Linked DNA regions of Homo sapiens: region 2 is linked to region 1. A link is an interaction called in ENCODE POLR2A ChIA-PET data of the cell type or tissue named here. Cell type or tissue: A673. All regions are shown on one strand. Each heading gives the region's core, and the rest is flanking DNA. Links, peaks and the distances in the headings are about the cores only. Region 1 has its middle 57 kb from the start of DISP3. Region 2 holds the start of LOC105376740 (a long non-coding RNA gene).

Region 1 (16,373 bases), core at 3,962-11,961:
GATGGAGAAACTGAGGCTTGCTCAAAATCGTAGCGCTGGTGAGGAGAAATGCTAGAATTTGAATCAGTGCTGAGCCAGACGTGGTGGCTCACACCTGTAATCCCACCACAGGCTGAGGTTGGCAGATCACTTGAGGTCAGGAGTTCGAGACCAGCCTGGCCAACGTGGAAAAACCCAGTCTCTACTAAAAAAGAAATACCAAAATTAGCCGGGTATAGTGGTGCATGCCTATAGTCCCAGCTACTTGGGAGGCTGAGGCAGGAGAATCACTTGAACCCGGCAGGCGGAGGTTGCAGTGAGCCAAGATCACGCCACTGCACTCCAGCCTGGGTGACAGAGCGAGACTCTGTCTCAGGAAAAAAAAAAAAAAACGTTGAACCAGTTCCATCTAAGGCCAAAGCTGTGACTCTCCTGTGGCTGCAGTAGAGGGAGGGTGGTGGAAAAGGAAGGAGAGAAACTCAGCCTAGGTCACCCAGCAATAGGAGGCAGGGCTAGGACCCCAACCCAGGACCTCTGTGGTTCACAAAGCACAAATTCACACTTGTAATTTACATGTCCTGTAAGTTACCTCCTGGAGCAGAAGAAAGCCTGCATGGCTGTTCCAAAGCAGAGGAGCTGGCCAAGGGTGGGTAGAGGGGTGTCTACTCCAAGCACTTGGGACTCAAGTCCCAAGTAGCCTGGGGGTATGGGCATGTGGCCTCAGACAGAGCAGGTGAGGCCCAGCCCACCTTGCAAACCGATTCCCAGGACTGTGGCTGCTGGCCCAAACCATCTCTACCGCCACCAGGCCCAGGCCAGTGAGAAGCCGGGGATAAAGACCCGCAGCCAAGCCAGGAGCCACCTGGGCCTCGATCATTCACATGCGCCCTATCCTGCCACCTTCTCCCCTTTCTCCTGATTAATGTTATCAAAGTGGCCTGAGCAAACTTAGCCACATGTTGGCAGCTCATTTTTAATTGTTTCCAAATACGCATCCTAATGATTATGCAGTCCTAAATAAGAAGCGATGGCAGGAGCGGAGAGTTTGCTCCAGTGACACAAGGAATGAGGCTTTACACGTTCTGGGCAGCTGCCTCAGGGACCCTCGCCCTCCGCCTTCTTGCCTGTGTTTTGTCTCTTCTTGTAGCTGTTCCTAATAACCACATCAGGCCAGAGACTGGAGCAGGGAGCTGACACCTTCCATAAAACAACCGTGGAGATCGGGCCGTGGGGAGGCCCAGCTGATGGGCAGAAGAGAAATGGAACATGGCATAAAAGCGGGCGGTGAGTCCAGCCTTCTGCATGGGGGAGCACACGCGTGGGCCCAGCTGGGTCTTGAGATGACCATGGCTACTGCTGGGGGGCAGAGCACATCAGGTGGGAATGTCACGGGGCAGGGCATAAAAATGGAGATCGTGGACACCGCCCCAACTCCTTCATCCCAGCTTGTTCTTAACGTACACACACACACGCACATGCACACACAGACACACACACCCTCACTAAGCTCACCTGCAGCTCCATCCTCATAATGAACCATCTCATTAATTTCATAAACAGCAGTGAGCCATCGTTTTGAAAGCTTTAGGCCTCCTTTTTTTCTGAGACAGAGTCTTGTTCTTTCACCCAGGTTGGAGTGCAGTGGTGTGATCTCAGCTCAAGAGATTCTCCTGCCTCAGCCTCCAGAGTAGCTGGGACTACAGGTGCGCACCACCATGCCCAGTTAATTTTTTGTGTTTTTAGTAAAGACAGGGTTTCACTATGTTGGCCGGGCTGGCCTTAAACTCCTGACCACAGGTGATCCAAACCAGCCTCGCCCTCCCAAAATGCTGGCATTACAGGTGTGAGCAACCGCACCCGGCCAAGACCCTTTTGATAATCTGATAAAAACTCTAGATTCTCTCCCCTGAAAAATGCACATATACACAAGTCCGGGTGGTTCATAGCCCCCCGAAGCCTATCAGGATCCCCAGGTGAGATTTGAATATGATGCAGTGGTGAAGAGGGTGGATTTGAGGTGATTCATCTGGGCTGGAATCTTGACTCCATCATTTACTGACAGGGAAGGATCTTCGGGCACATTCTGTCACTTATCCAGGCCCCAGGTAGTGCATTTATCAGTGGAGATGGGATGATAGTATTAGTGCCTTCCTTGAGGGGTTGGAGACAAGCTAGATGGGTTCATCTGTCTTAAGTAATTAATACGGGGCCAGACGCATTAAAGAAAAAAAAAAAAGCTCAGGACATGTGGGGTATTATGATAATTAGGGGAAAGGACTTGGCAGAGAAGCATTCTAGTCCTGGTTCTGCACTAAACTGCTGTGTGGCCTCTGGCAAGTTACTGCCCCTCTCTGACCTTCAGTTTTTCCCTCTGTCAGGGGCATTCTTTGATTCTCTAATTTGTCGAAATCAGAGACATAGGGCTACATGCTTCTGGGGTAAAGAGACTCTGCCCCCACCCTCAAGGAGCCCATCTGTCTCTGCCCCATTGCTCAGCTGTGTGATAGGGACAACAGGAAGAGGTGGGGTGAGCTGGGCCAGTCAGGGAGGGCTTCCTGAGGAGGTGTTGCCAGAGCTAGGATTTGTAAAGCAGGAAGAGATGCAGGGAGAGACATGGAAAACAGTATCCTGGGGTAAGTCCTAATGCCCCAGCTTCACTTTCTGCTTGGGATCAGTGCTTTGCCGGCCACAACTTCCTCAACACCCTGCACCCTCCCTGCACATAGCAGGTGCTCATGAAATGCTTGCAGACAGGCAGGAAAGGCACACCTGTGTTCCCAGGTCCTGGTTCCTGCCTCCCTGAGTCTGCTGGTCCAGGCTCTGCACCCTGGGTCTCTCCCACAGCAGAGAAGACCACATTTCCCTGTGGGTATAAATGGTTGCAGAAAGTTATAACTTAATTAATTTAATTAAATTTTCTGTGTTGTATTCACAATGAAAGCTTCAGGTCTGGGGGACAGGACCCTGGAAGATGAACTTAAAACACACACACACACACACACACACACACACACACACACACACACACACACAAACACTTGCTCCACTGCCTGTACCTTGTCTGTAGCCACCTCCCAGGGCTGGGGCCCTGGGGACTGGGTCAGGAAGGCCAAAGGTTTGAGGCCAGGTCGTGGGCCATGGCACCAGGAATGGGGGACCAAACCCTTGGATAAACCATTTCCTTTGTTTTCGCTGGAGGGTAAACCCAGACAAGACCTGAGTCACCCATACAATGCGATGGGGATGGGGTGGGGTGGGTGTGAGGGATAGCCTCTGAACTTGAGCTCCACACCGAATGCATAGCACCTAGATGCATGGCCTTGGTCAAGTCACTCCTTACCCTCTCGGAGCCTCAGTCTTCCCATCTGTAAAATGGAAATGAGTCATGATAAGGACCACAGATCATATTCACAGCTTGGCACAGAGTAGCTGTGTACTAGTCCATTCTTGCACTGCTATGAATGAAGAAATATCTGAATCTGGGTAATTTATAAAGAGGCTGAATTGGCTTATGGTTCTGCAGGCTGTATAGGAAGCATAGCAGCTTCTGCTTCTAGGGAGGCCTCAGGGAACTTACAATCATAGTGGAAGGCAAAAGGAGGTAGGCACATCTTACAGGGCAGAAACAAGAGGAAGAGAGAGAAAGAAATGTGTTAAAAGCTACACACTTTCAAACAACCAGATCTCGTGAGAAATCACTATACAGTACCCAGGATGGTACTAAAACATTCATGAGAACTCCGCCCCCATGATCCAATCACCTCCCACCAGAAACCACCTCCAACATTGGGGATTACAATTCACCATGAGATTTGGGTGGGAACACTGATCCAAACCATATCAAGCTGCTATTATTCTTGCCCCTCAGGTGGAGGGTCTGAAGACAAGCAGCAATTTACTCTTCAGTCCCACTGGAAGGGTGGGGGTGGTGAAGGTAGTGAGAGTTGGGGGAGGGGACTCCTGCTATTTAAGCCTCACAACAACCCTAAGAAGGCCCACTGATATGGTTTGGCTGTGTCCCCACTCAAATCTCATTGTGAATTGTAGCTCCCATAATTCTTATGTGCTGTGGGAGAGACCCAGTGGGAGATAATTGAATCATGGGGGCAGTTTCCCCCATACTGTTCTCATGGTAGTGAATAAGTCTCATGAGATCTGATGGTTTTATAAGGGGTTTCCCCTTTCACTTGATTCTCATTTTCTCTATTATCTGCTGCCGTGTAAGACGTGCCTTTTCACCTTCTGCCATGATTGTGAGGCCTCCCCAGCCATGTGGAACTGTGAGTCCATTAATCCTTTTTTTCTTTATAAATTACCCAGTCTTGGGTATGTCTTTATCAGCAGTGTGAAAACGGACTAATACACCCACGTAGGACGAGGCTTATAGCACAGGTCCTAGACCTTTCTAGGTTCTACCAACCTGAAACATTGGTATTATTCTACTATTGGCAGTAATAGCAACAGCATATACAGGTTACATCCTATCATGAGGACAAATATCTTTGTGAGGGACAACAGTAATCACAAACCTATGATCAGCTCCCCATGCACTGGTACTAACTTGGTGGAATGAATCTGGGACAGATTTTCAGTTGACAAACCCCCCTTCCATGATTCATCACCTTCCACTTCATTTTCCCTTTTATCATCGCTGCCCTAGTAGCTGTTCACCTTCTATTTCTCCATGAAACAGGATCCAACAAACCCTCAGGAATCTCATCAGATTCTGCAAAATCGCATTTCATCCATAGTACACAAGCAAAGATGTCTGAGGCTTAACTCTCCTTCTACTGTGATTACTCCTCCGAGTCCTGTTTTCACCCTGACCTATCAGGAGACCCAGACAGCTACACCCCCAGCAAATCCCCTTAACACACCACCCAACATTTAACCAACGTTAAACCAGAATGATATTTTCTATTTTCCTATGCGATCCCATGCTTTATTTCTTTCTTTCTTTTTTTTTTTTTTTTGGTGGGGTGGGGGACGGTGTCTCACTCTGTCGCCCAGGCTGGAGTACAGTGACATAATCTCGGCTCACTGCAACCTCCTTCTCCTGGGTTCAGGTGATCCTCCCACCTTAGCCTCCCAAGTAGCTGGGACTATGGGCGTGCACCACCATGCCTGGCTAATTTTTGTATTTTTAGTAGAGACGGGGTTTCACCATGTTGGCGAGACTGGTATCAAATTCCTGACTTCAAGTGATCTGCCCGCCTCAGCCTCCCAAAGTGCTGGGATTATAGGCATGAGCCACTGCACCTGACTCCCATGCTTTATTTATAATAAACTAGGAGGGGTTTGAGCCCTTGGCCTGGCTATAGGGTTGTGAAATTAAATATATATATGAATTTTAAAAAGGAGGGTTTATTTTCTATAAGGAGTAACAGCCTGCAAGGTGGTCATCCCAAAGGCTGGGAAGGTGCCTCCAATAAAGGCCATTGATAGTCACTTTGAAAGAGAGGGTGCATTAGGCCATTCTTACATTGTTATAATGAAATACCTGAAACGGGGTAATTTATAAAGAAACAAGCAAGGTTTCATTGGTCCATGGTTCTGCAGGCTGTACAAGCATAGCGCTGACATCACTCAGCTTCTCGGGAGGCCTTAAGGAGCTTTGACTCATGGTGGAAGGTGAAGCGGGAGCAAGCATGTCCCATGGTGAAAGCAGGAGCAGGGGAGTGGGGCATGCACTTTTAAATGACCAGATCATGTGTGAACTCAGAGCAAGAGCTCACTCATCACCGAGGGGATGGCCCAAGCCATTCATGAAGGATTCAACCCCATGATCCAAACACCTCCCACCAGGCCCCCGCTCCAATGCTGGAGATTACATTTCAACACAAGATTGGAGCAGGGACAAATATCCAAACTCCATCAGAGGGGTTCCGGTGGAAGCTTTATGCTGAAGGGGTTGGCGAAACATGCATATTTAACAGGTTACAGGAAGAGCTATGAGTATTTATGAAGGTGGTCCCGACACATGTATATTGAATAAACATGTATGTTACGTATGACCCATGTTCACTTTGGGGTAGAGACTTAACATTTAAATGTATTATAATTAGGCCCTATATGTTGAAAGGTCTTTTTAGGACATGAAGGCTCTCAAGTGTGCAGCCTCTGTAAACCAGCCAGAACCGGTCCGTGGAGGGTGGTCTTTCTATCAGGAGAAAGTTATTGTAATCAGTCTCTTGTCCTTTGAAAGCTGCAGTTATGGCTGGAGGAATAGGGGCTTAGTTAGTGTCTGTGAGCTGGGTGAGTTGTAATTGTCTTAATAGTATTTATCTTGAGGCCAGTGCTTGTTTAGCTGTAAAAAAAAAAAAAAAAAAAAAAAAACAAACCTTGTGGCAGTCAGAATACAGTTTTTTGTTTATTTGTTTTTGTTTGTTTTTGAGAAGGAGTTTTGCTCTTGTTGACCACGCTGGAGTGCAATGGTGCGAACTCAGCTCACTGGAACCTCCGCCTCCCGGGTTCAAGTGATTCTCCTGTCTCAGCCTCCCAAGTAGCTGGGATTACAGGTGCCTGCCACCACGCCCAGCTAATTTTTGTATTTTTGGTAGAGACAGAGTTTCACCACATTGGCCAGGCTGGTCTTGAACTCCTGAGCTCAGGTGATCCACCCACTTTGGCCTCCCAAAGTGCTGGGATTACAGGCGTGAGCCACCGCACCCGGCCCTATAGTTTATTTTTTAAGTGCAGGGGTACACGATTTAACCCCTGCCTGGCATGGCTTTAGGTCTTATTTATAATTTAGCATCTTATTGCCACAAAGAGTCTGTCCTGTCAGTCTTATCATTTCCATTTTAGCCTTAATGCTGGTCAGTATCTAAACCACATAAGGGAAGGAGGTATAATGAGGCATGACCAACCTCCTGTTCCATCATGGCCAATAACTCAGTTTTAAGGTTTTTCTGGGGTTCCCTTGGCCAAGAGGGGGTCTGTTCAGTCAGTGGGGGACCTTGGGATTTTATTTTTGGTTTACAGGGTTATATTAGGGTCCTAACAAAGCCTCTCTTTTTGGAGTCCTTTGTCGATTATGTAGCTTAGACCACGTAACACTGTGTAGGAAAACACATTAGCCTCAATCAAAGCTAACTTGAGACCTTCTGGAGTTCCCTGGTGGATCAGCTTATAAAATGCGGGAAGGAATATCGACCCAAGTATATTCACTGTTCCTGGGTGCGTGGCCTCAGAACTGCAAGGACGTGGCTGGGAACAAGCCCGCTATGGACAGAAGGATGAACTTGGGTTTTCTCGGGACTGAAAGTCCCAGTACTCCCCTCAGTCCCGGGCAAGCCAGGACAGATGGTCACCCTATTTACAGAGCACCGTGCCAGCAGTGTGTGTCTCAACTGAGGCGAGTGTCACACATACCCAGTGGATGAATAGAAAACATAACTTTCTTATTCTGAAATGGACAGGAAGCTGTAACTTGGGTTGAAATTCCCAGTGACAGCAACACACAGGACTCAAAAGGCACTGAGTCTCAGATCCCTAGAAACAGGGGTCTACTGACTCCCAAGATCCAGTGGGGAAGGCCCCAGAAAGGGGTTTGAGCAAAATAATTTCATGAAATGCATTAAATGGAAAAATTCATGTTTCTAAATTAGCACACCTTATTTTAGATATATGGTATTTAATAGACACACAATTAAACTAATACATAACCATGTTTTCCAGTGGCACAGGAAAATAGACATTTGAGTTCTCCCTGGGAAAATGGAGAATCCCTTTCCATTCAGGGCCCACTTGCTGTCTTGGGGGGCTCTTCAGCACCTCGCCTCCCACCCCTGGGTGGCATGGATGCTGTAGATAACTTGGATCTCTTCATGCTGGACAGGAGAAGGGATTCATTTACTCATTCATTCAACAAATATTTGCTGAACATTGTGCACCGTGGACTTGGGACACAGCGATGAAAAAAAAGCTCGCAGTCCCCACTCTCATGCGCTGACATTCCAGTGGGATTCTCAGAAAATAAATTCACGAATAAATGAAACGTGTATTGAGTTAGTGAAACGTGCGAGACAGAACAAAACACAGCATGGCAGAGGGGTGGGAGGCAGGAGTGAGGAAGGCAGGGGACTCTTTTTTTTTTTGAGACAGAATCTCACTCTGTCACCCAGGCTGGAGTGCAGTGGTGGGATCTCGGCTCACCGCAACCTCCACCTCCCGGGTTCAAGTGATTCTCCTGCCTCAGCCTCCCGAGTAGCTGGGATTACAGGCGTGTGCCACCGTACCCAGGTAATTTTTATATTTTTAGTAGAGACAGGGTTTCACTATATTGATGAGGCTGGTCTCGAACTCCTGACCTCAAGTGATCTGCCAACCTCGGCCTCCCAAAGTGCTGAGATTACAGGTGTGAGCCACCACGCCTGGTCTGGGGTTGACATTTTAGAAGGAGGCAAGGAAAGGCTTCACTGAAGAGGGACATTTGAGTAAAGATCTGAGAAAGGGAGGGAACTGGGGCTGAATAGATTTCTGGGCAAACAGAATAGCTCAGGCAGGCGGAGCAGCAAGTGCCAAGGCCCTGGGGCAGGGGCATGCCTAGGGCGTCGGAGGAGTGGCAAGGAAGCAGGCGCGGAGCAAATAAGGAAAGTGGAAGGCCGCACAGTCAGAGACAAAGGGAGAGGCTAGATCATATGAAACCTCACAGGTGGTAATAAAACTCTGGCTTTTATTTTAAGAGAGATGAGAAGCCGTTTGAGGGTTTTTAGGAGAGAAGTCACATGATTTGATTTATGTTTTATAGGATTCCTCTGGCTGTTGGATGGAAAATACAGTGAAGGAGCCAGGGCAGAAGCAGAGAGACCAGTTAGGCAGTGATTGCCTTCAGAGGGTCAGAGGGTTGTAAACCTGGAGGTGGAAAGAACTGACCAGATCCTGGATATATTTTGAAAGTAGAGGCCAGGCAGGGTGGCTCACGCCTAGAATCCCAGCACTTTGGGAGGCCGAGGCGGGTGGATCACCTGAGGTCAGGAGTTCGAGGCCAGCCTGGCCAACAGGGTGAAACCCTGTCTCTACTAAAAATAGAAAAATTAGCCGGGTATGGTGGCACGCGCCTGTAGTCCCAGCTACTTGGAAAGCTGAGGCAGGAGAATTGTTTGAACCCAGGAGGCGGAGTTTTCAGTGAGCCAAGATCGTACCACTGCACTCCAGCCTGGGGGACAGAGCGAGACTCCATCTCAAAAAAAAAAAAGAAAGAAAGAAAGTAGAGCAGACAGGATGTGCTGGTGGATCGGATGCAGAGGATGATGTACTGAGGGGGGTCAAGAACGACTTTTGGCCTGGGCGACTGGAAGCATGCAGTTGCCATACCCAGGTGGGAGAAGAAGAGGTTGGAGAGGGTTTGGGGGAAAGCTCAGAAGCTCAGTTTTGTGTATGCCAGGTTTGAGATGTCTTTAATCCACCAAGCGGAGATGTGGTGTAGGCAGCTGTAGGTGTAAGTCTGGAGTTCAGGAGGCACACTGGGACTGTAAGCAGGCATTCAGGGATTATCAGCATTTGGATGGTGTTTGAAGCTATGAGCTTGGCTGAGATTATTTAGGGAGTGAGTGTAGATAGAGAACAGAAGGTCCAAGCACTGAGCCTAGGGCACGAAACACTTAGAAGTCAGGTTGTTAACCATCTGATCTTTGACAAACCTGACAAAAACAAGAAATGAGGAAAGGATTCCCTGTTTAATAAATGGTGCTGGGAAAACTGGTTAGCCGTATGTAGAAAGCTGAAACTGGATCCCTTTCTTACACCTTATACAAAAATTAATTCAAGATGGATTAAAGACTTAAATATTAGACCTAAAACCATAAAAACCCTAGAAGAAAACCTAGGCATTACCATTCAGGACATAGGCATGGACAAGGACTTCACGTCTAAAACACCAAAAGCAATGGCAACAAAAGCCAAAATAGACAAAGGGGATCCAATTAAACTAAAGAGCTTCTGCACGGCAAAAGAAACTATCAGAGTGAACGGGCAACATACAGAATGGGAGAAAATTTTTGCAATCTACTCATCTGACAAAGGGCTAATATCCAGAATCTATAAAGAACTCAAACAAATTTACAAGAAAAAACAACCCCATCAAAAAGTGGGCAAAGGATATGAACAGACACTTCTCAAAAGAAGACATTTATGCAGCCAAAAGACACATGAAAAAATGCTCATCACTGGTCATCAGAGAAATGCAAATCAAAACCACAATGAGATACTATCTCATGCCAGTTAGAATGGCGATCATTAAAAAGTCAGGAAACAACAGATGCTGGAGAGGATGTGGAGAAATAGGAACGCTTTTACACTGTTGGTGGGAGTGTAAATTAGTTCAACCATTGTGGAAGACAGTGTGGCGATTCCTCAAGGATCTAGAACTAGGAATACCATTTGATCCAGCAATCCCATTACTGGGTATATTCCCAAAGGATTGTAAGTCATGCTACTATAAAGACACATGCACACGTATGTTTATTGCGGCACTATTCACAATAGCAGAGACTTGGAAGCAACTCAAATGTCCATCAATGATAAAAGGATTAAGAATATGTGGCACATACACACCATGGAATACTATGCAGCCATAAAAAGGATGAGTTCATGTCCTTTGCTGGGACATGGATGAAGCTGGAAACCATCATTCTCAGCAAACTATCACAAGGACAGAAAACCAAACACCACATGTTCTCACTTATAGGTGGGAATTGAGCAATGAGAACACTTGGACATAGGGCAGGGAACATCACACACCGGGGCCTGTTGGGGGGTCGGGGGCTAGGGGAGGGATAGCATTAGGAGATATACCTAATGTAAATGACGAGTTAATGGGTGCAGCACACCAACATGGCACATGTATACGTATGTATCAAATCTGCACATTGTACACATGTACCCTAGAATTTAAAGTATAATAAAGAAAAGAAAAAAGAAAAAAAAAGTCAGATTGTTGTGCAGGGGGGCGGAGAGGGAGCAACCAGAGAGAGACAGGAGGAGAAGCCAGAAGCCAGTGTCCTAGAAGCCTCAGGAAGAACAGGTTCAAGGAGGAGACAATTACGAGAGTCAAAGGCAGCCGATGGGAAAAGGACAAAGAGGACCAAGGGTCCAGCATGGAACAGAGTGATGAAGAGGGCATCAATGACCTTGACAAGGGCAGTTTTGATGGAGCAATGCAGGTAAAGCCTGATTGGGTGGATTCAGGAGAGACTGGGCGGAAAGGAATTGGAGACAGCAAGTCAGAACTCTTCCCTGTAAAGGGAAAGAGAAATGGTGTAGCACAGAGGAGAGGAGCATGGTTGAGAGAAGGTTATTTTCTTAAGATGGGGAAAAATCATAGCATGCTTATGGCATTGGAAATGACCCAGGAGAGAGGGAAAATTGATGATGCCAGAGAGTGCAAGAGGAAAGAATCACTGTCCTCTAGTAGGGAGAGGATGGGACAAGGACATAGGCGGATAGCAACCTGGCTCTGGGGGAGCAGGAGCCCTGGGGTCCCAGGTCTGGCTCCCAGGACCTGTCTTTTGATGCTCCTGAGCACCCAGCACAGGACCAACTCACAGATAGTGGGTCAATGGGCAAATGTGAGGCAACTCAGTGTACGTCTTGCAAGAATTTTTAAAAGCAAGCTCTGGACTCAGATAAACTGAGGTGCAAATCCTTATTCTGCCACCCAGCAGCTGGGTGACCTTGAGCACATTTCTTGACTTCTCTGAGCTTCAATTTTCTTCTCTAAAATGAGGAAAATAATGGAACCTACTTCATGGGCTCATAAAAAGATTAAGACAATCATCATGCACATAGAGCTCTGAAAATGGTACCTGCAACGGGCGAAAGTGCTCTGGAGGGGTTAACTATCCTCATTATAAGCAGTTCAATAATTCCCCCATCCAGGCTCATCCAGAGTTTAATAAAATCCAACATGTAAAAGGAAATGAGTGTAGCTATAAAATTGCAATGCACACACCCCATGATCACTCACAATTGCCCTGACTGCTAATGACCCTCAGGCTGCTGCGGCAGTGAGACAGCCCTGGAGGCCACACTGTTCCCAGATATAATGCCCCCCGGCCTCTTCCCTACAAGGAAGCATGTGGGATGAGTGACAGTGACCTTATTAGACAGAGAACATTAAATCTACTCTACTTGATTTTTTTTTATTTCTTTTTTTTTTTTTTTTTTTTTTTTGAGACAGAGTCTTGCTCTGTGGCCCAGGCTGGAATGCAGTGATGCCCTCTCGGCTCACTGCAACCTCCACCTCCCGGGTTCAAGCGATTCTCCTGCCTCAACCTCCCGAGTAGCTGGGATTACATGTATGCGCCACCACGCCCACCTAATTTGTTTGTGTTTTTAGTAGAGACAGGGTTTCGCCATGTTTGCTAGGCTGGTCTCAAACTCCTGGCCTCAAGTGATCCACCTGCCTCAGCCTCCCAAAGTGCTAGAATTACAGGCATGAGCCACCGCACTCGGCTGTATATTTTTTAAGCAAATTACTCACAACGGTTGGTACATCAATGATTATCAGTGGCACATTACTTGAGCGTACTTGCAACTGAACTGCATACGAGGGTGGCAAGTAGACTGCAGTGCTAGTTAGGAGAAACAAGCCAAACACTGGGTGAGCAGAGGGGGCTTATGTCACTTCTGGGAGCTCCAGTCCAGCCTCCTTCCAGGGCACTAGCAGGCCCTGCAGTCCTGAGTCTTGGCAGTCTGGGAGAGGGGGACGGGCCTCCTCCTGAGAAGAGGAGCCTGACCCCACCAGGCCTAAAGAAAACAATTACATTTGCATTTCATTTGAAGTTGAGACAACTGCTGCTGTGGGCTAATGACGAGCCAATTGATTACCAGAAACATATGTGTGGAAGAGGAATCATTCATTAGGCAGGAGTTGCAGCTCAGATGTCAAGCAGCTGTCGGCAGTTCCTGGCCTTTTGGAGTCTGGGGAGCTGCCAGGATGTCTTTGCTCGGGAAATGAGTCCCCAGGATGGGCCTCAGTGTCCCAGGTCTCACTACCTTCTCAACTTCCTCTGTAAATAGGGATAATAGGGGCCAGCTGAGTTCACAGTCAGTCAACAAACACTTAGTGAGTCCCCACTCTTGGCAAGATGCTGTGTCTTAAGATACAGAAAGGAATAAGACACAGCTCCAATCTCAGAGCACTCTGTAGACCTTGGTGAGAGCTGCAAAGCAGTGGGCCCAGGGAGCCATGGAGGCTCAGCGGAGAGGATCCTCCTGGAGACTGGGATGGGATGAGGAAGTTGGGGAAGGCTTCCAGGAAGAGGTGACATTTGAGCTGAGTCCTAAAGAGTGAGGAGGAGTTGGCCAGGAGATGAAGGGCATTTCAAACAGCAGGACCAGCATGGGCAAAGGCTTGGAGGCCGAGAAAGTCTGGGACATTTGGGAAATTGAAAGTGACTTGTTTAGGCTGGAGCACAGGGAGCATGTGAGTTGCTGCGGCTGACGGGCCAGCAGGGGCCAGATCATAAAAGGTGCTATGGACCAAGGGGAGGAGCTGGAGCTTTGTCCCCTGGGCTGCTGCAGATGAGTGACTGGGGAGGCTTCCAGGAGACACACCTGAAGGGTAGCGAGCACAGCAGTACTGCCAGAGGGAAACTGATCCGAGATCACTGCAGGACTGGCCAGAGGGAGAAGCCGATCCTCAATCGTTGCCCCTAAGATCTGAGCTCATCCCGTGAAGGGCTCTGGACCTGGACTGGTCACTACAGAGGTCCCAAATAGAGGCAAGGGAACAGACGTTTGTATAGTTACATCTGTCATTGTCAGGGGGCCTGCAGGGAGGGGTGGGGTAGGGTGTGACATTGATCAAGACAGGTCTATAGGCCAAAGGCAATGCTCTGTGAGGGGCACAGTTTTGAGCTATCAGCAGCTTCTAATTCCAGCAGCTAGGGGTGGGTGCATGCCCTGGAAGAGGGAACCTGGGTGGAGACTGCAGTACCCGTTACACCTTGTGTGACTTGGAAAAGCCTCTTCTCCTCTCTGGATCTCAGGATCCACAACTGGAAAAAAAAAAAAGTTTGGGACCTGTGGTAGGCAGAACAATGTCCCAAAAGATGTCCACATCTTATTCCTGGAATGTGTGACTAGATGACCTTCCATGGAAAGAGTTTTTGCAGATTTGAGCGAATTAAGGACTGAGATGGGGAGATTATTCTGGATGGCCTGGGCGGATCCAGTCTAATCATCCAAGTTCTTAAAAAGGAGAACTTCTTTCTTCTGTGGAGATAGATATGGTCTTCCCGGCTTTGAAGATGGACAAAGAGGAATGATTCCAGGGATTCCAGTGGCCTCTAGAAGCTGGAGAAGGGAAGGAAACAGATTTTCCCCTAGAGCCTCCAGAAAGGTGTGCAGCTGTGCCAACACCTTGATTTTAGCCCAGTGAAATCCATGTCAGGCTTCTGACCTTCAAAACCATTAGGAAATACATTTGTGTTGCTTTAAGCCACTAAGTTTGGGGTGATTTGTTATAGCAGCCATAGGAAACTAATACTTAATCGAAGTCTAGGGGCAGCTCATGAGATCTGATGGATTGCAGACATGCACTACAGACCCTAGACCTGCATCGTCTGTCGAATTTTCTTTAATGATGATTCTGTTCTATGTCTGTGTTGTCCAATACACCAGCCACAGGCCACGTGTGGCTCTTGAGCACTTGAAACGTGGCTAATGCAGCCGAGCAACTGAATTTTTAATTTTCTTTGATATTAACTTAAATTGAAATAGTCACATATGGCCGGTGGCTACTACACTGGACAGAAAGTTCCATTAGACAGCGCAGCTTAGAGGCTGAGGACTGAAGTTCAGGGAAGAAACCGCCCGCAGCAAGAGGTCGGAGGTCCTCATCCTCTATTCACTTTGAAGAGTCCAGATATCTGCAGAACAGCTTTCTTTCCTCCACTCCCTCCAGTGGTCTGGCTAATTGGATAAGGACTTCCCCATATCTTTGTGGCCCCTGAAGTCCCTTACAGAGCCCCACTCTCCTCTGCTGTGCAGACGCGGGCAACTTGCCACCTTCGAGAGAAAGCTAAGTGTTGTCTGCAACAAGGCTGTGCCGGTCAGTGGCGCTGTTGGCGGCAGACATCTCAGAGAAGACGAGGCTCGGGCACAGCTGCCCTGGCCCAGGGCTGTCGTCTGTGGTTTGGAGAAAAGCGAGGCAGTTTCTCTTGGAGCTGGGCCGCAGATGGCACCCAGCTCCCAGCAGGGGCTCTGGATTTCTTGGAGCTAAAAGAATGTCCAACATTACTAAGAAGCAGCCTCGTATTCTCACAGTTATCTGCGACCCCTAGGAGGTCAGAGCAGCTGGAAAGGACCTCAGGATGTAACACCCTGAAAGCAAGGTGACACCCTCAGAATATCATTTTTCTGGGGGCGTCAATAGTTTAAACAGACTTTTTTTTTTGAAACGGAGTCTTGCTCTGTCACCCAGGTTGGAATGCAGTGGTGCCATCTCGGCTCACTGCAACCTCTGCCTCCTGGGTTCAAGCGATTCTCCTGCCTCAGCCTCCTGAGTAGCTGGGATTACAGGTGTGTGCCACTACACCCGGCTAATTTTTGTATTTTTAATAGAGACAGGGTTTCACCATGTTGGCCAGGCTGGTCTTGAACTCCCAACCTCAAATAACCAGTACTCGGCCTCCTAAAGTGCTGGGATTACAGGTGTGAACCACTGTGTCTGGCCTCAACAGGTTTTTAAAGGGGTCTGGGACCCCCCTAAAAAGTTAAGAAACACTCTGCCTCCTCATAGCCTTGTAGACTCCTCCCCTCTGCCCTCCAATCCCTCATCCCCCAGCTCTGCCTCCTAGAAATAGCTCCCCAGGCCTATTCCCCTGGGACCATTTTTCTCTCCCTCCCCTCCCCCACCTGCTCCAGCTGGGCCTCGCTCTCCTCCCTGCTCCTGACAAGGCTCGTCAATTCTGGAGGAAAAAGCCAGGCATCCTTTGTACTTCTTGGGGCAGACAAAGCAGGGTGAGGAGGGGAGCGCGTGTACAAACAGACTGATCTCCAGAAGAAAGGAATTACGCGAATTACAATTGATTTTCCACTGTTAATGAAGCATGAACCCGTGTGATTGCATCTTGAAAAGATTTATAATTATTCATTGAATCTTGGAAGATAATTAAACTTCATTAAACACAGACATGACAAGCTTTCAGAGCAAGCTGAGACCTCCATGCAAGGCTCCGCATTGGAGCAAGAGATACAAGGCTGGGCTCCAGTTGAGGAGGAGAAGGAGGAGGAGGGGGAGGAGGAGAAGGGGGAGAAGGAGGGAGGAGGAAAGAGGGAGGAGGGAGGAGGAAAGAGGGAGGAGGGAGGAGGAAAGAGGGAGGAGGAAAGAGGGAGGAGGAAAGAGGGAGGAGGAAAGAGGGAGGAGGGAGGAGGGAGAGCTATCA
Region 2 (16,373 bases), core at 4,809-12,808, 51 kb after region 1:
TGGAGGTGGCTCCCACGTTGCTGAACTCTCCCTACCCGACTCCCTCCTCCATTGCCTTTGATCCCAGCACCCTCGTGATCCAGTCCCATCCATCCTCTTCTGATGTCTGCCAGTGAACGTTGGCTGGGTCCTGCAGCCTCTCTGTCATCCCTTTATTCTCGTGGTATAACTGAATTCTGTTGTAACTTGACTGAAGATACTGGTCTGGGGGACAGAAAAGGAGGCAGCACAGATAGTCTGGCAAGCCAGAGGACTCTGCATCAGCTTCAAGCAAGGGAGGGTTTTGCTTGCCTTTAACAAGGAGTGAACCACCCTGCAGGCCCAGAGGGTTTCAGAGAATTTAGGGATTCAAGATTTTCAAGTGCAACAACCCAGATGTCCCCATCCGTATGTCATAAATGAGCATCCCTCTTTCCAATCAAGGCTCTGACCTTGGACTAGCAGACTTGCCAGAGTCGAGAATTCAGCCTTCTCTGTAGCTCCACTTATAATTAAGTTGTGGGCCCGATCCTCAGGTTTTTCTGTCTGCGAGCTGCAGAAGATGAGAGTCTCTTGATATATGCTGCCAAGGAGGGCCTCTGGATCTCACACCTCACTTAAATCGGTGATTAATCACCCCAGCTTTACATGGTCTTCTTCCAATGCACTGAAGGCCCCCAGCAATCACTATCTGGTTTTTTTTTCCCTTTTTTACTTTTATTTTTTGAGACAGGGTCTTGCTCTGTCACTCAGGCTGGAGTGCAGTGGTATGCTCACCACCCACTGCAAACTTGACTTCTTGGGCTCAAGCGATCCTCTTTCCTCAGCCTCCCAAGTAGCTGGGACTACAGATGCACGCCACCACCTTGGCACTATTCACATTTTGGGCCACATAATTCTTTGTCGTAGGAGCTGTAGGATTTTTTTTTTTTTTTTTTTTTGAGACAGCGTTTCCCTCTGTCATCCAGGCTGGAGTGCAGTGGCACAGTCTTGGCTCACTGCAACCTCTGCTTCCCGGGTTCAAGTGATTCTCCCTGCCTCAGCCTCCTGAGTAGCTGGGATTACAGGCACCCGCCACCATGCCCAGCTAATTTTTGTATTTTTGGTAGAGATGGGGTTTCACCATGTTGGCCAGGCTGGTCTCCAACTCTTGACCTCAGGTGATCCACCCAGCTTGGTCTCCCAAAGTGCTGGGATGACAGGCACCCGCCACTATGCCCAGTTAATTTTTGTATTTTTAGTAGAGATGGGATTTAGCCATGTTGGCCAGGCTGGTCTCGAACTCCTGACCGCAGGTGATCTGCTTGCCTCGGCCTCCCAAAGTGTTGGGATTACAGGCGTGAGCCACCGCGCCCGGTCGCATCATAGGATTTTTAACAGCATCGCTGACCTCTACCTCCTGGGTACCAATAGCCATGCCATCCCCCTCCCCCACAATTATGACAACAGAAATGTCTTCAGGCATTCTTGGATGGTTTTTCGTTTGTTTAGTTGGTTTGGGTTGGGTTGCGTTTTTTTGTAGAGGCAGGATCTTGCTAGGTTGCCCAGGCTGGTCTTGAACTTCTGCCCTCAAATGATCCTCCCATCGTGGCCTCACAAAGTGCTGGAATTACAGAGGGGTGAGCCACTGTGCCTGGCCAGCAATCACTATCTGACTCCACAGTTTTTATAATGATTACTTCCCCCAAATCTCTCAAATGGCTGAGATATATCTGCCAATGCATTCCCTTCTGTGGATTTTCCATCCCAGTTCACCATGACTGAGAGTTTTAACAACTGCCCTGCTATAGCACAACAGACCCCTACCTCCCAGGGATGGGGGCCTCATTGCTGGACCCAGCAAGTAACGCAACTCAAAAATCCCATTGAAAAATCTGCTTCCCATGACCTCTTCCAATACTAACTGCCTTCCACCAGAACTCAGCGGTAGGGATTTCTGAAAAGGAGAAAAAGAGCAGAATTAGACAGAGGGAGAAATTGAACTGTGATGCGGTGGCTACAAAGGGCCCAGACAATACTGCAGGGAGCCCTGGGGCTCCGATGAACTTTCAGAGCTGTTTCAAATCAAAGAATCCTATTTGATTCTCAAAACAACTTTACAAGGATGGCACTATCATTATCCTCTATCTATAGACGAGGAAACTGAGCTCAGAGAGGTAAGTGACCTGCCCAGGATCACACAGCTTTGAGGGGTTGAGCTGGGATTTCCACCCAGGTCTTTCACTCTCTAAAGATTCCTTCTAGGCTGGGTGCGGTGGCTCACACCTGTCATCCCGGCACTCTGGAGGCTGAAGCAGCAGGATCCTTGAGGCCAGGATTGAGACCAGCCTGGGCAACATAGGGAGATGCTCACTCTACAGGGTATTTTTTAAATTAGCTAGATGTGGTGGCATGCACCTATAGTCCCAGCTACTCAAGAGGCTGAAGCCGGAGGATCACTTGAGCCCAGGAGTCGGAGGCTACAACGAACTGTAATTGTACCACTGCACTCCAGCCTGGGCAACAGTGCAGGACCCTGTCTTGAAATAATAATAATAATAATTTTAATAAAATAACAAATAAAGCTTCCTTCCAACTTGTCCTCCCCAGTCTCCTAGGGCCTCGGAGTTCTCTGTTGGATCCTCTTCATTCGGCTGGCAGAAAACAGGGCGGCAGACGGGATGTTGCGTAGGAGGTGTCACAGGCCAGGTGTGGGCACGCCAGTCATCACTTCTACCCACATTCCGCTGGCCAGAACTCAGCCAAGTGGCCCAAGGTCGCTGTCTACAAGGGAGGCTAGCAATGTAGTCTAGCTGTGTGCCCAGGAGCAAAGGAGAAATGATTTAGTCCAGTCTCAGCCCTGCCCTGAATATGGGAGTGCTGAGAGCCAGCAGAGCAGACAGAGCCCATCTGTTTCATTAATTTGCTGTTTGTTCTTGGGCTGGGGGTGGAGGAATGCCCACAGGAGCTAATTTAGTTGGCAGCAAAAGGGAGTGAGTTGGGAGGTACCCATGGGTTCTGGTTTATCAGCCCAGGCCCAGGGCACATAAGGAGCAGCCATCTCTGAGGAACACCGGGCCTGAAATCCAGGGGTTCAAGTGCACAGATGGACCTGGGAGGTGGAGGCTGCTATTACTCCGTGGAAGGGAGAAGTGAGGCCAGTTGGTGGGTTAGCGGGATTCACCTGCCCCGAGTGAGCCAGCGAGTCCTGAACAGCTCAGGAAAGAGGTCAGGGGTACCTGACAGCCTCCCTTCTTCTAGGAGTTCCTGTGAGGTGTGTGGAGCCAGGCCTCAGCTCACCCCACTGTAGGCTGCATCCAGATGAGGGGGGCCAGGGCTTCAAGAGCAAGCCAGCCATGCTCCCCTGCAGAACTGGGGTAGGAATGGAGTACTAATCTCCTCTCTGCCAGAGCCTCCAAGGCCTCCACCCTGGCATCCCATCTCTCTGTGCATGAAGAATCGTGATCCAATTTATTAAAGGCTCTGAAAAGTCATGCGGACAGGAATCTTGTTTCTCTTGGTTTAACCAGCATTTCCCAGCATTATTTCAAAATGTCAAAATTGGAAAATACTGGTAAGAGTCAAAAGAAGGCCAGGTGCAGTGGCTTACGCCTGTAATCCCAGCACTTTGGGAGGCCGAGGTGGGCAGATCACTTGAGGTCAGGAGTTCGAGACCAGGCTGGCCAACAAGGTGAAACCCCGTCTCTACTAAAAATACAAAAATTAGCCGGATGTGGTGGCACATGCCTGTAATCCTAGCTACTCGGGAGGCTGAGGCAGGATAATTCAACCCGGGAGGCAGAGGTTGCTGTGAGCTGAGATCGCGCCACTACACTCCAGCCTGGACAACAGAGTGAGACTCTGTCTCAAAAAAAAAAAAAAAAAAAAAAAAAAAGAATTAAAAGGAAAAAACCCAGATGTAAGCCTGAATGCCAACCTGAATGCTTGCAAGCTCTGTCCCCTTTGCCAATCTGAGCCTCCAGGAGATGGAGATAATAAAAGGAACTTGCTACCACATGGGACAAGCTTAGGGATTACACAGGATGATGTGTACGCACCTGCCACTTAGCTGGTGGTTTAGAAAATGCAACTCTTCTGCTTCCGCGCTAAGCTCATTCCCCAGGGAATACCCGGCCAACACACATCCATGTGATGTCATCAGAACTTTGCAAGCAGCCACCTTCCACGGATCAGGAGGTTCAATGCTACCAACAACAGGAAGGACCGAGATAGCTCAGAAGCGAGGCTGGAGCTTCTCTCCTCCTCATTATCTTGAAGTCAGAAGTGCAGCTGTCACTCGGCCCCAGCCCCAAGCCCTCTTAACCTGTTCCCATTTCCAGCCTCTTACCCACTTGTAAAGGTGCGGGCTGGAAGCTTGATTCCCTGGGCTCTCCTGGCTCAGGGCCCTGACCACGGCAGCCGCTGAAGATGGCCTGCTGACAGTTTGATTACCGGTGACCTTCAGAGCTGGCTTAGTTAGGAACATGATTTATAACCGAATTATAGGGAATTCTATTGCCGGAGGTCTGGGGGGCTGCAGCAGCCACCTTCCAAGGCAGTCTCCACGCCCCCAGCTGACTTCCCCCAGCAGGGAACAGGTGTATAAGGGGACCAAGAGAATCCAGACCAGCTAGGGGTAAATCAGAACTCTTGCTGTTACTGGCTGTGTGACTGGGCAAGGACCCCAGCTCCTCAGGCTCAGCTCCCTGATTTGCAAAATGGGCATGATCATATAGCCTGCCTCAAAGAGCCGGATGGGATCAAGTGAGATTATACCTAGAAAGTGCTGGCATGGGCCAAGTGCGGTGGCTCACGCCTGTAATCCCAGCACTTTGGAAGGCCAAGGTGGGCGGATCATGAGGTCAGGAGATCGAGACCATCCTGACCAACACGGTGAAACCCATCTCTATTAAAAATACAAAAATTAGCCGGGCATGGTGGTGCATGCCTGTAATCCGAGCTACTCAGGAGACTGAGGCAGGAGCATCACTTGAACCCAGGAGGTGGAGGTTGCAGTGAGTCAAGATCTCGCCACTGCACTCCAGCCTGGGCAACACAGCGGGACTCCATCTCAAAAAACAAAAAGAAAAAGAAAGTGCAGGCATGGATGGTACCTGGCATGGAGCAAAGTGGCGCCTGCATACTCAACCAGTGGGAGTCATTACTACCAGTAAAAGAAGCCGTGACAGGGACAGTCCATCTGCCCCAGAGCTCCTTGGATCAGCCCTGCTCCCTCCTTGTCCTCCCCAGATGGTGACTGATGGGCTTCTGGGAAAACAAACCAAAAAGGCCTTTGGTGGATTCCTCAAGCACAGAATCCATTCGGAGTGATCAGTACCTGGCCAAACTGCTTATGAGTTCTTTTGAATGTCACTCCTGTCCTGACCCGGGGGGACAATGAGTCAGTCCTGTGAACACTGCAGTTAGGTCAGGCAGAGGGAATTTGCACCCCTCGCCCCTCTGGGCAGTTCCAGAGTTCAAGCTTTTGTCTTAGGCCAAACGAAACAAGCCCAAGCAGGCGCTGAAACAGGCAGGTCACCGTGACCCCAATAATTGTCCTTGCCAGGGATAAAAAGTCTTTTGAACTAAGAGTAGCAGCAGCCCCAGGAGCTGAACAGGAAGGAGATTGCACCTGGCCAGAGAGCACTCCCACACACACCACACACCACACACCACACCACACACCACACACACCACACAACACACAAAACACCACACACACCCATCCACACACCACACACACCACACAACACACAACACACCACACCACATACCACTCACCACACCACACACACCCATCCACACAGCACACAACACACCACACAACACACCACACACACCCATCCACACACCACACAACACACAACACACCACACACATCACACACCACACACCACACCACACACCACTCACACCACACACACCCATCCACACAGCACACAACACACCACACAACACACCACACACACCACACACACACCACACACTACACCACACACATCACACACACCCATCCACACAGCACACAACACACCACACAACACACAACACACCACACACACCCACACACCACACACACCACACAACACACAACACACCACACACACCCATCCACATAGCACACAACACACCACACAACACACAAGACAGCACACACACCCATCCACACAACACACACAACACACAACACACCACACACATCCATCCACACACCACACCCATCCACACACACCACACACACCCATCCATACATACACACCACACCCATCCACACGCACACACTACACACACACCACTCACTCTACACACACCACTCACTCTACACACACCACACTCATTCACACACACACCACACACACATTCACACACATCCATCCACATGCACACCAGACTCATACACACACCACACACACATACACACACACATCCATCCACACACACACCCATCCACACACCACACACACACATCCATACACACCACACCCATACACACACACCACACTCATTCATACACACCACACACACACATCCACACACATTTCATACACACACACACATCCACACACACACCACACACTCCACGCACCCATCCACACACACGCATGCACAGGGGAGGAGCTGCTTGGCAGAGGCTTTGCCCCCTGCACCCTCTTCTCCAGAATCCTCCCATAACCTTCCCTGCTTGGGCCTCCCTTGTGGGTCTTTGGAATCCCAGATCTGGCTTGAAGCTGAGGGACTCTGCTTCCTCTGAAAACCCCACAGAGAGTGAGCAGGATAACAGGGAGACAATTCCTCCGTCAGTGTGGCCAGGGCCCACCCGCAGGTTGCCGATGCTACCTTCCCTCACCCACCCTGGACTCGGCTATTCAGAGCCCTTTCACATTCAAGTCTGGCCTGATCCCTGCAGCAGCCCTGCCAGGGAGGTATCAGCATCCATTCACAACGAGCCTGTTGAGGATCAGAAAATGCAACCGCCTGTGTCAGGATCACCCAGCAGGCAGGCCTGGGGCTGCTACTCACATCTGCTCCACTGACTCCCCGTCCAGTGCTCCTTCCAATCCTGCACTGTACACAGGGGGGCCTGTGGAGACAGCTCCAGCGTAGGAGAAGTCGAGCTCTGGGGAGGAGCCCAGGGACCATCGCTTGTCCCAGCCTTCAGGCAGCCTTGCCTGCCACGTTATTTAAAATCTTTGGAGACAGAGAAGGAGCCAGTGGAGGCCAAGGATGAATGCCTGGTTGGCCCTTCCAGAAAGATGAAGATTTCCAAGGTCCTGAGTGGGTTCCAATTCCTCTCTGCTCTTCTTCCAGCATGGTGTCACTTTGCCTTCCAAGACTCCATTTTCTCATCTGTAAAAAGGGATAATATATAAAGAGTGACCAAAAAAAAAAAAAAGACAACCAACCCTATTCAGATTGGTGGGAAGTGTAATTGAGCTATCACCAGGTCAGCTGCAGAAGAGCTGCTCAAGAAATAAAAGCTGTTATTAAACACATTCACAAAAGAGGGTTATTGCATGCTACCTATTTACATTGATCTTTTCTCAACCCAAAATGTAAGCATTCATTAACTGATGCCAAACAAAAATTAGCTGGGCATGGTGGCACGTGCCTGTAATCCCAGCTACTCAGGAGGCTGAGGTAGGAGAATTGCTTGAACCCGGGAGTTGGAGGTTGCAGTGAGCCAAGATCGCACCATTGCACTCCGGCCTGGTGATGAGAGCGAGACTCTGTCTCAAAAATAAAAATAAAACAAACCTGTAAATTTCATGTGGAACCAGATAGGGTGTGTGTAAATAAAGCAGTATACACATTCGTTACCGTGTCAATTTCCCTTTGACATATGTTTTCTTGCTGGGCACGATGGCTCACACCTATAATCCCAGCACTTTGGGAGGCCAAGTCCGGCAGATCTCTTAGCCCAGGAGTTTGAGAACAGCCTGGGCAACAGGTTGAACCCCCATCTCTACCAAAAAAAAAAAAAAAAATTAGCCGGGCATGGTGGTGCACACCAGTAGTCCCAACTACTTGGGAGGCTGAGGTGGGAAGATCGCTTGAGCCTGGGAGGCAGAGGTTGCAGTGAGCCAAGAGCATGCCACTGCACTCCAGCCTGGGTGACAGAGCCAGACCCCATCTCAAAAAAAAAAAAAAGAAAAAGTGGCCAGGCTCAGTGGCTCACGCCTATAATCCCAGCACTTTGGGAGACCAAAGTGAGCAGATCACCTGAGGTCAGGAGTTCAAGACCAGCCTGGCCAACATGGTGAAACCCCATCTCTACTAAAAATACAAAAATTATCCAGTCATGGTGATACACACCTGTAATCCCAGCTACTCGGGAGACTGAGGCAGGAGAATCACTTGAACCCGGGAGGCAGAGGTTGCAATGAGCCGAGATCATGCCACTGCACTCCAGCCTGGAAGACAGAGAGAGACTCTGTGTCAAAAAAAGAAAAAGAAAAAGAAAAAAAAAAGAAAAGAAATACATTTTCTTTACCGTGAGTTCAATAATGACAGGCTAGCTTAGCAGTCCTTTTATTTCTCCTAATTTGACCCTGGCACACCCAGCTACATCTGTCCCAGCCTCCTGTCCAGTCCCCAGCCCGCCCTCACAGGCAGCTGGTGCCCTCCGTTCCTGCCACATGATTCCTGCTCCGGAGAGGTTGAGGCCACTGGCTGTCACCCTGGATTTTATGCTGGATCCCAACCTCATCTCATGAAATCACATTAACAGCCTGGTTTTGAGCATTCCTTTGTGTCAGCCTCTTCTTTTTCTCTTCTTCCCCCTTTTCCTAACCTTTCTCCCAATCCCAAAGAAGATGTTCTTCCTTCTCACCCCACTCTTCATCTGTTTCCTTTGCCAGCTCCTCTTTTGTCACCATTCCTCTCCCCCCACCCCCTCAGGCTGACTCGGCCCTCCACACGCACTCAACGTTTTTATCTTTCAGAGACATCATCCGTCCACCTAGCTTTTTCAGCCTAGCAAAATCAAAAGAAACCTCCATTTTAAAGTTATAAGGAAAGAACTAGCTTCTGAGAGTGGAAGTGACTTCACCAAACGCACACAGCAAATTGATGGCAAAACATAGTTACCCATCAATTCCACCCGGTAATGAGCGGTGATTGCTTAAGAGGAATGGAGTTTCTGTCTGGTGATGAAAAAGTTCTGGAACTGGATGGTGGTGATGGCTGCACGACAGTGTGTATGTATTAAACGCCACTGAATTGTACACTTAAGAATGGTTAAAATGGTAAATTTTATGCTATGTATATTTTGTCACAATAAAATAAAATAAGCCAGGTGCAGTGGCTCACGCCTGTAATCCCAGCACTTTGGGAGACCGAGGAGGGCAGATCACAAGGTCAGGAGATCGAGACCATCCTGGCTAACACGGTGAAACCCCGTCTCTTCTAAAAATACAAAAAATTAGCTGGGCATGGTGGCGTGCGCCTGTAGTCCCAGCTACTCGGGAGGCTGAGGCAGGAGAATGGTGTGAACCCGGGAGGCGGAGCTTGCAGTGAGCCGAGATTGAGCCACTGCACTCCAGCCTGGGCGACAGAGTGAGACTCCATCTCAAAATAAATAAATAAATAAATAAAATAAAATAAATAGCTAGATGACAGCGATGCGTCTACTGATCTTCCGGTAGTTAGACCCACGCCACCTCCTTCCCAGTCCAGAGCTCTGAAATGCACACTCCAGTCATTTGCTGTTGAATCCCGATCCTCATGTCCAGACCTCAGCAGCTACAGTCTTCCACTGAATCATCCACAACCCCAACAACAATGACCATGTATTGAGCAATTCCTCTGCCCTGGGCCAGATGCGGTGCTCGGGGCATTCCGGGCAACCTCTTGCTTAAATTTGGATGCCCCTCTGGCGCAGCCCTCTCTCCTTCGCACCTCCTACTTTTTCGGTAGGCTCATGTCGTCTTTCTTTTCAATATCTGCCCTACTGGCTTCTTCCCTTTGCTGCCAACGACCCCCGCCTCTGCCCCAGCTCACATAAATTCTGCTACAGCCACCCAGTTCCTTCTCCACTTCTGTCTGCCTCCTGCTCTGGGCACCCTACTCAGAGCAATCAGCAAGTCTCAGAGCTGGACAGGACTTTTGCCGGGCACCCTTTTCCGAAGTATAAATACTCTTTACACAACCTAAAAAAAGTGCCTGTGGTGTCAGCTCAGACACATCCAGGAACCTGCAACTGACCGCTCCCCATGCCCTGCAAGTAAAGGCCAAGCTCCTTAGCATGATGTTTGGGGATCAGATGCCTGTCCGCTCCTCCACCCGCCCTCCAGACAGATAACATGCCTTATTGCTGTGTTCCCAATATGTAGCCAGGGCTGGCATTTAACAACTAACTCTGTTTTATTCAACAAGCAGTTATGGACTGCTACTGATGGATATACTGTGGGAACAAAAACGATACAGTCCCTGCCCTCCTAGAGCATAAACTCTAACCAGAGGGCAGATCCACCAGCATAGAAATAGATTCCTAGACATGACAACCATTGATAAATGCTAAGAAGAAAAAGATGGGGATGTTATGAGAGAAATTAATGGGGGAAACTACTTCGTGTAAATGTTTGATGAACTAACAAGCCGAAGAATGAATTCATTAAATCACTGGATCAATGAATGGTGAAGAACTCTGCTCATACAAGAACCAGTTGTAAGCATGAACGCTGGAGCCAGACTGCCTGGGTTTGTGTCCTGGATATAGCACTCACCAGCTGTGTGACCTTGGGCAAGTCACTTAACCTCTCCATGCCTAAACTGCCTCGCTGATAAAGTGTGGGATAACAATAGTATCTCAACTCATAGATTATTAGTCAGTTTTTGGGTGTTTTTTTTTTTTTTTTGAGATGGAGTTTCGCTCTTGTTGCCCAGGCTGGAGTGCAATGGCGTGATCTCGGCTCACTGTAACCTCCACCTCCCAGGTTCAAGTGATTCTCCTGCCTCAGCCTCCTGAGTAGCTGGGATTACAGGTGCATGCCACCATGTCCGGATAATTTTTGTATTTTTAGTAGAGGTGGGGTTTCATCATATTGGTCAGGCTGGTGTCGAACTCCTGACCTCAGGTCATCTGCCCACCTCGGCCTCCCAAAGTGCTGGGATTACAGGTGTGAGCCACCGCGCCCGGCTTTCGGGTTTCTTTTTTTTAATCCATAACAAACAATCTCAAAATCTCAGTGGCTTATAACCTCTGTATTCATTTTCTTTCTCATGGATCTGTGGATCAGCTGTGCCTCTCCAGGGTCTGGCCAGGATCGGACTGGGCCTGGTCCAGTCTTGGCTCCAGGCCACAAGTTGGGTTCAAGGCCACAAGTTGGGTCTCTCTTTCTCACAGAGAATCACAGAATTCTCATAGGAGGGTGAGTCAAATCTACCAAGCACATTAAAATCTTTGCAAGCATCATGCCTCCTAACATATCATTGGCCAAAACAAGTTGCATGGTCAAACCCAATATCAGTAGGGGTGTGTATTAATCTACTTGGGCTGTCATGACAGAACACCACAGACTAGGTGGCTTAAATAACAGAAATTTATTTACAGTTCTGGAGGCTGGATGTCTGCAATCAAGGTGCTGTCAAAGTTGGTTTTCAGTGAGGGCTCTCTTCCTGGCTTGCAGACGGCCACCTTCTTTCTGTGCCTACATATGGCCTTTCCTCTGTGTACATCCACCCCTGGTGTCTCTTCCTTTTCTTAGAGGATTAGGCCCCCACCCTTATGACCTCATTTAATCTTAATTATGGACCCAATTTAGTCCATAGCAGGTGGGGAAATATACTCTCCCTACTCTAAAGGGAGCTCCTGCCAAGTCACATGGCAGAGGGTATAGGTATAGAATTCTATACCAGGGAGTAAAGAAATGGCAGCAGTAATCTCATCTGCCACAGGTTGTTATAAGGAATAAAAACATTCACTCTGTTTTTGTTGTTGTTGTTGTTGTTTGTTTTGTTTTGTTTTTGATAGAGTCTTACTTTGTTGCCCAGGCTGGAGTGCAGTGGCTCAACCTCGGCTGACTGCAACCTCCGCCTCCCGGCTTCAAACAATTCTCGTGCCTCAGTCTCCTGAGATCCCAGTCTCTCCTAGGATTATAGGCATGTGCCACCACGCCCAGCTAACTTTTTGTATTTTTAGCAGAGACGGGGTTTCAACACATTGCCCAGGCTGGTCTCAAACTCCCGACCACAGGTGATTCACGCACCTCATTCTCCCAAAGTGCTGGGATTACAGGTGTGAGCCACTGCATCTAGCCAAAAACATTCACTCGTGTAAAGTGTGTAGAACACTGCTTGGATTTAGTAAAGTCTACACAGGTTTGGCTATTTGTTATTTTGTAGCTTAGCTAAAATACATACCATGTGATGGTTTCACAGAAATATACACAGTCAAACATATCAAAATGTATACTTTATATGTGTGCAATTCAATGCATGTTGATGATACCTCAATAAAGTTGTTTTATAGACAGAAGAGAGATGTATTTATTTATTTAAAAATCAAGGCCTTGCTCCTATTTTATGAAACTGGGCAAAAAGAAAAAAAAAAATCAAGACCCCTAAATGCAATGTGGCAGCCTGGATTTGATCCCGCATCTGAAAAAGGACGTTAGTGGAAAACCTGTTGAAACATGAATAAAGTCTGAAGTTTTATTAATAGCACCGTAGGAACGCTAATTCCTTACTTTACTAAGATATTGCCATTAAAGGAAGCTGGATGAAGGGTGTACAGGAACTCTGTACTATCTTGGCAACTTTTCTGTAAATCGAAAATGATTCCCCTCAAAAACGTAAAAACGAAGAATCCCCCCACCCCTCCATGGTCCCCCCCACTGCCTCCCACAGGGTGAGGAGCTGTTGGCTTCTGGACCTTGCCTTCATGTCCTCCGGCCTGAGAGCTAACTGCCAAGCTCGGATGTCAGATCTAAAGTAATAAACACATGATACCATTCTAATGAAAATGAGAGGCTTGGCTGAAATGAAAAGGCCAAAATCACCCGGGCTTTTGCAGGCCTCAGGCTGCTTTCCTGATGGCCTAGAGTCACTGGTGGTCACCAAGCCTCCTGTGGCCACTGAGCACTTAAAATGTAGCTGGTCCCAACTGAGATATTCTATAAGAGCCAAGGTTTTGTACAAAAAATAGAATGTAAACTATCTCAGTAAGTTCTTATATTGATTATTGGATTAAATAAAATGTATCATTAAAATCAATTAGGCTGGGTATGGTGGCTCATACCTGTAATCCCAGCACTTTGGGAGGCTGAGGATAGACTGCTTGAGCCTAGGAGTTAGAGACCAGCCTGGGCAATATGGCGAAACCCTGTCTCTACTAAAACACAAAAATTAGCCAGGCATGGTGGCACATGCCTGTAAACACAGCTCCTCCGGAGGCTGAGTCATGAGAATCGCTTGAACCTGGGAGGTGGAGGTTGCAGTGGGTGGAGATGGCGCCATTGCACTCCAGCCTGGGCAACAGAGCAAGACCTGATTTCAAAATAAATAAGTTAATTAATTAAATTTCACTTGTTTCTCTTTGCATTTCTTAATGTGGATGCTAGAATTTTTTTAATTGCATATTACGTTGCTATTGGACAGCGCCAGGCTAGAGGAAGGGAGGTCCTGTGAAGGCCAGAGGAGCATCCTGCCTAGAAGTCTGGAGAGCAGGGTAGGGCCCAGCTCAGGCCCAAAGGAAGAGAGGGGTCCAGGGAGCCAGATGGCCAGTGTCACAACCAGGCCTAAACCTGTGACGTCAGAGGCGAGCAATAGTAACAGAGAAGAACTGGGATTGACACAAGCCACTTCATGCAAATCTAACCTTTCCACCTGCCAAGCAGTCAGACTTTGTTTATGACAGCCAGACTGCCTAAATTAGAACAGGCCACAATCACAACAGCATATTGAAAAGGCCAGACCGTCCTGGGCCTGCCATCAGCATCCTGGGAAGGAAGCTGCCCCAGCAGGGTCACCCCACAGAGAGCACCAGGAACTTGTTCCCCTTTTATCTTCTGTCTGGGCAGCCACGTGACTTGGGGAGACATGGTCATTGGCACTTCAGAATCACCCTTCCCATTCAAAGTCCAAAGGGAGAAGGTGGCTTCCGTTTTACCACGTTTTCATGTGTACAGTCCCAGGGAAGGATTCCAATTGGCCCAGCTTGGTCACGTGTCCTTCCCTGGGCCAATCACTGTGTGACTGTGGCTGAGGCACAGGGTTACAGGATAATGTGATTGGCAGCCCCTCTAGAAGAAGCAGATGGAGTGAGGAAGGCGTGAGGAAAGAGCAATTCTCCAAAAGAGGGCAAGGGTACATGATCCAATCTGGGTCGTGATTTGTCAGAATAAGGGAGAGAAGCAGGACACAAAACAAATATTGGGAGATCTCCTCTACCCATCTACAATCCTAACTCCGACTACGGTGGCATCTTCCCCACGCATCAAGGTAAACAGAGGATCAGCACTTTCAGAGATCACTATACCAGAGCCAGAGATGAAACCCAGGAGGCTAAGTCCCAGGGGCTTTCCTCCATGTGCATGCACCCCTGGTGTCTCTTCCTTTTCTTATGAGGACAGCCATCTTATTGGATTTGGACCCACTCTCATGAATTCCTTTATTCTTTTTTTTTTTTTTTTTTTTGTGGTAAGGGGGTAGGGCGGGGATGGACAGAGTCTCATTCTGTTGCCCAGGCTGGAATGCAGTGGCACTATCTTGGCTCACTGCAACCTCTGCCACCTGGGTTCAACTGATTCTCCTGCCTCAGCCTCCTGAGTAGCTGGGACTATAGGCACGTGCCACCATGCTCAGCTAATTTTTGTATTTTTAGTAGAAATGGGGTTTAGCCTTGTTGGTCAGGCTGGTCTCGAACTCCTGACTTCAGGTGATCTGCTTACCTCAGCCTCCCAAAGTGCTGGGATAACAGGCGTGAGCTACCGTGCCCAGCCTATTCTTAATCATGGATACAATGTAGTCTATAACCAATGCAAAAATACACTCCCTGTGTCAGGCTGTTCTTGCATTGCTATAAAGAAATACCTGAGACTGGGCAATTTATAAAGAAAAGAAGTTTAATTGGCTCATGGTTCTCTAAGCTGTACAAGAAGCATAGTGCCAGCATTAGCTTCTGGTGAAGGCCTCAGGAAGTTTACAATTGTGACTGAAGTGAAGGGGGAGCAGGCATCTCACATGGCAAGAGTGGGAGCAAGAGACATGGAGGGAGGTGCCACACTCTTTTAAACAAGATCTCGAGAGAGTTCACTCACTGTCTCAAGAACGGCACCAAGAGGATGGTGCTAAACCATTCATGAGAAATCCACCCCATGATCCAAACACCTCCCACCAGGCCCCACCGCCAGCATTGGGGATCACATTTCAACATGAGGTTTTTTTTTTTTTTTAATGGAGTCTCGCTCTGTTGCCCAGGCTGGAGTGCAGTGGCACGATCTCAGCTCACTGCAACCTCTGCTTCCTGGGTTCAAGCGATTCTCCTGCCTCAGCCTCCCAAGTAGCTGGGATTACAGGCATGCACCACCATGCCCAGCTAATTTTTTTAATATTTTTAGTACAGACAGGGTTTCACCATGTTGGGCAGGCTGGTCTCGAACTCCTGGCTTCAGGTGATCCGCCTGCCTCAGCCTCCCAAAGTGCTGGGATTACAGGCTTGAGCCAACGCGCCCAGCCTCAACGTGAGATTTACAGCTATATCACTACCCCTCCTCTAGAGGGAGCTCCTGCCAAGTCACATGGCAGGGAGCGTCTGGGCCAAATTCTACACCAGGGAGTGAGGCAGGAGGGAAACAATTCTGGGGCCAAGGAGCTGCACACGTCCTGACCCCTGCCCAGAGCAAGGACTTAGTCTTCTGCCCCTGACATTTGTGTCCTGAGCTTCTGCCACATGATGGGCTCTGGGCAGGACACTGGGAACCCAGAAATAGAGGAGGTAGGTTTCCTGTTCTCAGGCGGTCTCTAACTGTGGAAGTAGAACGGGGAGTGGAGAAAGATGTCAGTGGGACTGGCACCCATCGGGGGGTCCCCGGCTCCACCCCTCCAGGGCTGCCCTGCCCCTGCGTGGCACATGCTTCCGGTACCCCAGGGCCACCTCCCCAGAGCCCACCGGTGATGTCAGCTGAGGCAGCAGAGAACAGCAACCTCCTGCCTCCATGCGCTGTGGGTCAAGACCCCCTCAAGGCAAATGCAGCCCAGAACGCAGGGGAGTCAACACCCCCAAGAGACCCTCGGCCAATGGGGAAGGGAGCCATCACATACTTCCCGTCCGCTGGGAGCCACTCCGCCCTTCTCAGGAAGTCCCTGTGGAATCAGCACCTGTGGACCACGGCAGTAACCTCAGTATGGCAGCCTTGAATGTCTTCTCCTCCTTCCCTGGCCCTCCTCACCGCCCCCGACCCATACCCTCACCCAAG

Evidence for each region. Peaks named below come from ENCODE experiments on the same cell type or tissue, not always from the same donor. Only the 100,000 strongest peaks of a DNase experiment are listed, where the experiment ranks them.
Region 2: POLR2A ChIA-PET joins it to region 1 with 31 read pairs; 6 of 35 experiments call an interaction of 5 or more read pairs at or near these places.

Annotation. Positions count from the first base shown.
Region 1 is chr1:11,413,796-11,430,168 of GRCh38, reverse strand. It overlaps the pseudogene MTCYBP45. Among named protein-coding and RNA genes, the nearest start is that of DISP3, 57 kb to the left of the region's middle. RefSeq lists an enhancer at 13,232-13,916. In A673, for the core only: no CTCF peak of the experiment used is centred there; no DNase peak of the experiment used is centred there; H3K27me3 peaks cover 1,295 bases.
Region 2 is chr1:11,363,685-11,380,057 of GRCh38, reverse strand. It overlaps LOC105376740 (a long non-coding RNA gene), which reads right to left and starts at 8,369. Exons shown (of 4, transcript XR_946959.3): 1 at 8,272-8,369; 2 at 6,979-7,305; 3 at 4,017-4,163; 4 at 2,522-2,771. It overlaps LOC105376739 (a long non-coding RNA gene), which reads right to left. Exons shown (of 4, transcript XR_946958.3): 3 at 16,219-16,275; 4 at 15,003-15,922. RefSeq lists enhancers at 6,399-6,898, 6,899-7,400. In A673, for the core only: no CTCF peak of the experiment used is centred there; no DNase peak of the experiment used is centred there; H3K27me3 peaks cover 1,942 bases.